Linked DNA regions of Homo sapiens: regions 1 and 2 are each linked to region 3. Evidence: chromatin contacts called from ENCODE Hi-C or POLR2A ChIA-PET data. All regions are on one chromosome and are shown on one strand. Each heading gives the region's core, a stretch centred on a gene start or an enhancer-like site at or near the end of the contact. The rest is flanking DNA. Distances are from core to core; before and after follow the strand shown.

Region 1 (2,700 bases), core at 201-2,700, 800 kb before region 3:
TTTAACTCCACTCCTGCCCTCTCACCACCCCACACCCCCTCACCCCCGGATTTCCAGCCATGAGATTCTCTGAAGCAGTCACCAGCTTAGCTGCACGCTCAATACCAGCCCACGTCTCTCCTCGGAAAAGACTCAACTGCCAGTCTGAGGGCGAAGACACACACCTCTGTCCCCCATGCCCACCCCCAGCCCCCCAGTTCAAAGATACTAGCACCACCTCCTAATTGCCATGTGCCATGCAAGAAATCAGATTTGCAGGAAAATCATTTGAAAGCGTAAGCCATTTGGGGGCTCTATTAATAACTCTCTAGGAGCAGGTGTGCTTAGGGTCCGAGGGCGCAGTGAGGTGTGGGCAGCCAGGCCCGCCCCGCCTTGCTGTAAACAGGAAAGCTTAGCGCCTCCGTGAAGCGACTGCCTTTTCTTTCTTCTTCTTATTCTCCCCGCCTCCCCCCGCGCCCCCCCACCCCACCCCCCACCCCAAGCCAGGGCAAGTAAATTTAAAGGTATTCAGTTAAAACCATTCATAACAGATTGCAGCAAATCCCAGAAGTTTCGTACATTAGTTGATTGCATAAATATTTTTTGCTTTGTTTAGTTTAGCCAAAACATACACAAAAGAGAGAAATCAAACTACTCATGACAGCCATAATACATGCTACCACATTTCTAATTTCGATTGCAAAACTACTCTTCAGAAACTCACATTAAACTGCTCCCTGGTGCATTGCTAAATTTGCGTGGGCAGTTTTATTTACTGCAGTCCCCCAACACGTTGACTCCTCTCCTAGGACTAGAAAGTTACAAAGAAACTTTCTAAGACGGCACTGGTCAGCAGAAGTCTACTTCTAAGTTGCTTAAATATTTCAAGGTAATGCAGCAATGCAATAAAATGAGGTAATAGAGATGAGAACAATCCCAGCAACTCCGCGAACAGCAGAGGCTGCTCAAGCCAAGAAGCTCCGCATTTTCCCCCAACTAATTTTATACCCTGCTCCTGGGCAGTACTAATTTAAGCCATTACCCACGCTCCACACCACCCACCATATTCTTTGTCTATAGGATTTCCAAAATTTAACGCCTTCCCTCCTATTCCTCCGACCAACTGCAATTTTCACTGCCCCTACACCCGTAGGTTCCACAGTTGGGAATTAACCTTTTTTCTGAACTCCATAAATCACAAGTGCCCAAGAACAATCTGATCGAGATGGGCTCCTTAGTAGCCCAGAGATGCAAATTTTCAGCGCCCGGAGATGCATGTTTTCTAAGTTTTTGTTTGCCTCGTTCGACTTAAAAATTCGTTTCTGACACCTAAGCCCTACCACAACCGGGCTCCCCGCGCCCGCGACCCCCGCCATTCGCCGCCCCCTACCTCGCTCAAGCAGGGCGAAGTTGCGTTCGGAGAGCCCGGGATCTGTACGGCTCGCTTCGCATCTTGCTGCTGCCCCCGACTGACTGCGTAGTGCTCTCGCAAACTTACTCGAGTCGGGGTCCCCTCCCTCCGCAGCGGAGCACTCCAATGGCCAGTCCCGCTCGCCGCGGCCAGTTCCCTGCCTGCTACGCGAAGTCACCCAGCGCCGCGCCAAGGCTGGGTGGTTTCTTCAGGAAGAGGCTGGGAGGGGTTAATGCCTTAACCCCCCACGCCCTCTGTCAGCTGGGGGCCCCCGGATCTGAACTGCTGAGACGCACTGTCCAGGAAAGATCTGGGGCAGAAGCAAAAAAAAAAAAAAAAAAAAAAAAAAGAACCCCTCCTCCCCAAACAACAAATGAAAGAAAAAAAGAGAGAGAGAGAAGGGGCGGAGCCCGGTAACCCCTGGATTCTACTGTATAAATCACTGCCCTCGCCCAGATAGACGCTGATCCCTGGCTGTGGAGAGGATTCTCCCGAGCCCCTGAAAAAAAAAAAAGGTGGAGAGACTTTGAAAACTTTTCTCTCGAAAAGTCTGAGGAGGCAGAGGACGGCCCGGAGTCTCGTAGCGCACCGCCCTGGTCCCACACCCCCCGCAGCCCTAGGAGGATCGGTGTGCTGAGCTTGTGGCCAGGAGCTCCCCGAGCCACTTTCGCGCGAGCAGCAGAAAACCTGAGCCGCGGCCCGGCGAGTGTCGGCGGCGCTCTGGGGAGGAGAGGCTGGGAAGGGGCTGCGAGAGGTACGGAGGAGACAAGCAGCCCGGGAGGGAGAATGAACCGGGAGGTTCCTGTACTCCCCCCGCCACCCCAGATCCTCGTGCTACTCGCAACTGCGGTCTGAGGGGCAGTGGCTTTCCCAGAGTGCACAGAGAAATGAACCAGCGCCGGTTTTGGTGTTGGGCGAGGGGTTTCCCTCAGCTGAGCACAAAGTCAGGCTGTGTGTCCCAGATTCTGGCCAATGGAGAGGTCGTTGAGGGGGTGGGCTGCTGCTGAGTCCTGAGAGATTCAAAACGCCTGGGCAGCTCAGGAATTTCCAAAGGGGGAGATTCTCGGCCAGGAGCTGCGGAGCAACTGCAGCTGCCCAGCAGGAGCCGGCACCCTTCTCTCACATTCTGCTTGGGAGTCGACTCAGAGGCCTCAAATCTCATTACTAGCACTTTGCCCACCCTTTTCTTTTGCTTAGATGCTACTTAAGAACGTGAGGCTGAGAGGCGGACTTGGTCAGATCTGCCTGCGTGACAAGCTCAGGACAGGACGCTTCTGCCCTTGCATTACTGTTGTAAAAGTTTCCACCCA
Region 2 (2,700 bases), core at 82-2,581, 670 kb before region 3:
GTTCATGTGTCTGGTGGCTGCATAAATGTCTTCTTTTGAGAAGTGTCTGTTCATATCCTTCGCCCACTTTTTGATGGGGTTATTTGATTTTTTTTTCTTGTAAATTTGTTTAAGTTCTTTGTAGATTCTGGATATTAGCCCTTTGTCAGATGGGTAGGTTGCAAAAATTTTCTCCCATTCTGTAGGTTGGCTGTTCACTCTGATGGTAGTTTCTTTTGCTGTGCAGAAGGTCTTTAGTTTAATTAGATCCCATTTGTCAATTTTGGCTTTTGTTGCCATTGCTTTTGGTGTTTTAGTCATGAAGTCCTTGCCCATGCCTATGTCCTGAATGGTATTGCCAAGGTTTTCTTCTAGGGTTTTTATGGTTTTAGGTCTGACATTGAAGTCTTTAATCCATCTCAAATTAATTTTTGTATAAGGTGTAAGGAAGGGATGCAATTTCAGCTTTCTACATATAGCTAACCAGTTTTCCCAGCACCGTTTATTAAATAGGGAATCCTTTCCCCATTTCTTGTTTTTGTCAGGTTTGTCAAAGATCAGATAGTTGTAGATGTGTGGTGTTATTTCTGAGGCCTCTGTTCTGTTCCATTGGTCTATAGCTCTGCTTTGGTACCAGTACCATGCTGTTTTGGTTACTCTAGCCTTTTAGTATAGTTTGAAGTCAGGTAGCATGAAGCCTCCAGCTTTGTTCTTTTTGCTTAGGATTGTCTTGGCAATGTGAGCTCTTTTTTGGTTCCATATGAACTTTAAAGTAGTTTTTTTCCAATTCTGTGAAGAAAGTCATTGGTAAATACATATATGTATGAATATATGATATACATATATGTAAATACAAATATATAAATGTATGTGTGTATACATATGGGAAGAAGGAAAGACAGCTAATTTGTTACTGGATAGTTCACTGTACTCTTTGTATTGTTACAACAGACATTCATTACTTTTGTGTTTTTAAGTTCATTTTAGCATTTAAAAAAAAAAGCTGTGGAAGAAAATAAGTGAGAGAGGAAAGAAAAGGTCCAAAGACATTCAGCACAAATCTAAGAGTTAGAGTGGAAAAGAGGACTGAAAGATATTTGCGAGTTAACAACAGTAAAGAGAAGAGTGCATAGATAGTTGGTGTTGAAGACTTTAAAAAAGACTGATAAAATGATTACCTGAAAGTGGCCAATGAGGTTGGGAGATGGGCAAGCTTTGATTAAGCAGTTTGTTGAGAGCAGGGCCAGATTGCATTTGCTGAAGCATGAAATTAAAATGAGGCCACAGAAGCAGCAGTGCAGTTAGTTACCAAGGAAAGAGTTTGAGGCAAAGGGAAACAGAGCACACTTGTAATCTAAGTCTGGAGAGCTAGTGTTCTGATAAAGATTAAAAATGCAGAAGGAAAAGGGTGTAACTGTGCTGCTTCATCAGATATATTTAAATTTATTTTAAAAAGGAATCAATACTGTATGCACATTTATATTTGATTTCAAAAACAAATGTGCTTTTGCCAACAGTTACATTTGATTACAAAGAATTACATTTGGGGGCTCTTACAACTAATTTTTAATTCCCAACTTTGCCATTTTCAGACAAAAACAGGAACCGGAAAGAAGTGGCTGGGCAGGCTGTCTGTGGTGTGACGCACGCTGCTGGCCCAGACAGCTGTAGTAGATGTTGTCTTGGTTCTCATGAAATGCAGTCTTCTAACGTTGGATCAAACACCCTTGATTGTTCAAAGTGACCGAAAGTGTTAGAATAAACCACAACAACTAAATCCGTTGGCAGTAGTGTAACTCCACCCAAAGGTGGGTTCTAACATACTACAAGTGAACACTATAGTTACATGTATTGTACACCTCTTTGGTACAGAAGTTAGACTATTTTTATGCAAGTTGTTTGCACACACACACACAAGAGAAAAATGTGTCATTTTAACATATATCTGATTATGCATTTAGGGATAATGCAAGACAATGTTTAGTTGTTAAACAGTTTCCTTCCTCATTATCCATCAGAAACATATCAACAGTGGCATGTGGTTAGAAAATGTTTGTTAACATTAAATTGTGATTGTTAACATTAGCCTAAAAAGGGCAAAACTATGGGATATCCTTCCTAGGAGAGATGGCAGAGCAGGAAGGCAGAAAATACATTGTAAACCTGCACGTGACTTTAGATTATCTGTGAAACTACATTTAGATTATTTGTCATTATACATAATGCTAGCAGAAGGCTGACTATATTTAACACAAAGTTACCCTATCAAAATACCTTCCCAAAATAGATCAACCTTACTTTGCCATGTTGAATTACAAGACTATAGAAATTACAAGCTGTTGCCATAGCCCTTTTGGTATTCATGGAACTATAAGAAAATGTATCCCCAAAATAAACTGTCTAAATTTCATAATGGGCATCTTCTATGGTAGTCTTACCTTTGGTTGGAGTTTAGAGTATGTAACAGTATAAAGAAATAAGGTTGGAAAAGATAGGATAGGGCGGGTTACGGAGAGCCTCGGATGAAGTATTTAATATTCTTGGTTTGTCAGGCACTCGGTGTTACCTTTATGACTGCATTTCCCTTTGCTTTGTTACTATTGGGCCAGTGTTCAATTGACATATTTATTTTATTATCCTGTAATTATCACTCATGGAACTATCTTTCCTTCCCAGATTATAAGCAATTGGAAGAGCAGGGGAAACTTCTTTATTCTGAAA
Region 3 (2,700 bases), core at 16-2,515:
CAAACTCTCTGAAGGATTCACTTTTTTTTCCTCTGTATTTTCAAAGGGTTTGCTTATATCCATGTATAGTAGTTCACATAACATGGAATATAAACTATACTTATGACAATGCCAATACATTAAAATCAGAGAAATGTGCTCCCTAAAAAGGCAAAAATGTGGCCATACTCTGTATAGGTTCTTGGAATGGTACTACTCGTTGCCACACAAAAATAGCCCAGAATATGGTGCCTTATGTAAGAGAATGAACTTACAGGAAATGTCTCAGGTGCTTAAAGACATGCTGCACAATCTATCAGATCCTCCAAAATCTCATTTGTCTTTGAGTTAACCCCAACATTTGATGAAACAAGTTTACATACCTTTCCTCTACAACAGGAAGGATGCCACAACTTTCTATACTGAGTTACTAATTACCATAATTACAGGCAGCGATATTCCAGTGTGAACTTTCTAAATTTTTTAAGTGTTATAAAACAAATGGCCTGTAGCAGATGGTAGAAAAGGCAAAATAATAATAGTGACGATAAATAAATTATTTTTTCCCTCAGGCATATTTTCCAAATGCTATAATCAACTGTTATATGTTGGGTAACGTCTCCATAGAAGCTCTTAACTGGCATTACTGGAAATGCACCTTGGTAATATTGTTGCAAGAGTGGGCTAGAGTATCTCTGTAGTTGTTTAAGTAGAAAGAAAAAGATTTGAAAACCATTTTAAAGTTTGATAGGGTTTAAATTCATTTTAAATTAAATAGAAACAACCATGTATAAAACAGGTAGCACATTTATCACACCAATTTTCTCAACTCAAAACACAGCAAAAATCAGTTTTATATTACATCCAAGAAATGAACTAGAATTGCTACTGATAATATATTTATAGTCCATGTGACATTATTATATATGTCCTATGATCAATAGGTTATGTAATATGTACATTCCTGACTGATAATAAACCATAGTTATATGTTCGAGATTATGTACTTTGAGCCCTCATTAGAATTTACAGTATAGCTTATATAACTTCTCAGATTGTGAATTTATGTTTCTAAAACATGTTCCGAGAGCTCTCAGAAATCTTCTAGTTTAACTTCTCCATTATATACAGAAATAATTAAATAACTATGACTTGGTTCTCAAACTTTGGAGTGCATCAAATCACCTGGAGAGGTTGTTCAAATACAGACCGCAGGGCTCCACCCCCAGAGTTTTTGTTTTAGTGGGTCTGGGGTGGGACCAAGCAGCAGAGGAGCACAGTGGCTTAGATAACTTCCTGACTCTCCCACACCAAGATCAAGCCTGATAATGAAGCTAAGCATGTGACAAAGCAATGTCACAGGCACTGCAGCTGATAGTGGTGATAAATCTGCCCTGGAACACAAATAGTTTAAACGACAAAGAAAGGCCCCTGCCACTCCCTCCTCCCAGTTTTTCCTGGTGTTTGTATTTTACAAATCAATCATCCTTCAAGAAGTGAAAAGCCTTCTACTTACTGGCTCCCCTTTCTTCCCTCCAATAACAAATAAGGATGTTGAGATTATTCCTTTCTCATATTTTTTTAAACTACTGTGTCAACTACAGCAAGGAGAATTGTTATTACCTTTCTGATTCCCTGCAAACAGTCGAGAATGGTGAGATTGTAAGTGCAATTTCCAAAGGAAGCATCCCTATAAACATAAATAAACTCAACATTAAAAACTTGCATTTAGAACATTCAAATAATAAAATATAACACCAAAGTCAGCTGGAGATGTGCTTGTTTGGCTTCACAGCTATCAACATGGTAAACTTATATAATACATTAGATCCTACTAATTAACTACCACACTTAACTGAAGCACTTCTGAAATTGCTTTAATCCAAGAGGCTGATTTAAGAGCCTGCGTTCCTGAGTCCGACTGCCTTAGTTCCACTTCCAATTCAACCAGGTACTGCACAGGAACTTAAGCAAGTTATTTTACCTCTATGCTGAATCTTGGTCTCCTCATCTGTGAAATGAAGTTAATGATAGCAGCTATCACTCATAGGACTGTTGTCAGATTATGTTTTTTAAAATATGTAAAGTCCTTCATATAGTGGCTGGTACATAGGAAGCACTTCATAAATATTATGACTATTCTTATTATTAACAGTGAATTGAACTGTTTGATTAAGTAAAACATTCATCATTGCAAGAGGTATTCTGGCAGAGGAATAACCTCCTGTCAGGAATATGATAAAAACAAGCTTAAAAGATAGGAGAGACAATGTATGTAGGCCAACAGAACCTAGCAGGTGTTTTCATGGATTAAATGCCATCCTTCCCCTACAAAAAAGAAAAGAAAAGAAAGAAAACAGGAAAATGTAGTCAGGCTTCCAAACAATCTCCTCTGAGCCACTGGGAGCCACGAGAGCTTCTAATGCACCATGAAGTACTCCTTCAAAAGGAGTGGGAACCTACCGTGGTGAAAATTGAGTGCTTCATACTTTATTTAAGTTTTTAGAGCAATTTAGCAGACCTGCTTTAGGCAACATAAAACTAAAGTATCAAGTTCAGGTCAGTTAAGCAAGAACTGGCACCAGAGCTTTAACACTACAGTGTTCCAAGGTGTCCGAGGTAGGAAACTTGACCTCAAGGCTCCAGGCTCTCTGCCCAGCCTCCACTGCTGACCCAAGAAACAGAGCAGGCAGACACCTATCTAGACAAAGTGAAAGGCAC

The links. A loop is a pair of places that touch in the nucleus more often than their neighbours do. ChIA-PET counts read pairs that join two places held with the same protein, here RNA polymerase II (POLR2A). Pooled maps may share reads with other maps.
Region 1: a loop to region 3 is called in a map of naive thymus-derived CD4-positive, alpha-beta T cell, with 5 times the contacts of the local background. The contact joins the promoter of S1PR1 here to the enhancer-like site in region 3. A Hi-C loop is called at or near these places in 2 of 168 maps with a recorded cell type or tissue (CD4-positive, alpha-beta T cell and naive thymus-derived CD4-positive, alpha-beta T cell) and 8 of 50 pooled maps. POLR2A ChIA-PET finds 5 or more read pairs at or near these places in 2 of 52 experiments (T-cell and activated naive CD4-positive, alpha-beta T cell).
Region 2: a map of naive thymus-derived CD4-positive, alpha-beta T cell shows a loop between it and region 3 (3-fold over the local background). The contact joins two enhancer-like sites. A Hi-C loop is called at or near these places in 1 of 168 maps with a recorded cell type or tissue (naive thymus-derived CD4-positive, alpha-beta T cell) and 6 of 50 pooled maps. POLR2A ChIA-PET finds 5 or more read pairs at or near these places in 1 of 52 experiments (activated CD4-positive, alpha-beta T cell).

What each region holds. Positions count from the first base shown.
Region 1 is chr1:101,235,769-101,238,468 of GRCh38, reverse strand. S1PR1 (sphingosine-1-phosphate receptor 1) reads right to left here and starts at 1,450. Exons shown (of 2, transcript NM_001400.5): 1 at 1,370-1,450. S1PR1-DT (S1PR1 divergent transcript) reads left to right here and starts at 1,941. Exons shown (of 2, transcript NR_104626.1): 1 at 1,941-2,144; 2 at 2,588-2,700. RefSeq lists an enhancer at 2,271-2,360.
Region 2 is chr1:101,111,187-101,113,886 of GRCh38, reverse strand. No RefSeq gene overlaps it. Among named protein-coding and RNA genes, the nearest start is that of DPH5-DT, 87 kb to the right of the region's middle. Within about 2 kb of position 1,331, at least 14 of the 41 ENCODE cell types and tissues checked have a DNase peak (open chromatin) inside an H3K27ac peak, as active enhancers do.
Region 3 is chr1:100,438,901-100,441,600 of GRCh38, reverse strand. It overlaps CDC14A (cell division cycle 14A), which reads right to left. Exons shown (of 16, transcript NM_003672.4): 6 at 1,603-1,669. Among named protein-coding and RNA genes, the nearest start is that of CDC14A, 88 kb to the right of the region's middle. Within about 2 kb of position 1,265, at least 7 of the 41 ENCODE cell types and tissues checked have a DNase peak (open chromatin) inside an H3K27ac peak, as active enhancers do; they include CD4-positive, alpha-beta T cell, where a contact is called at or near this core.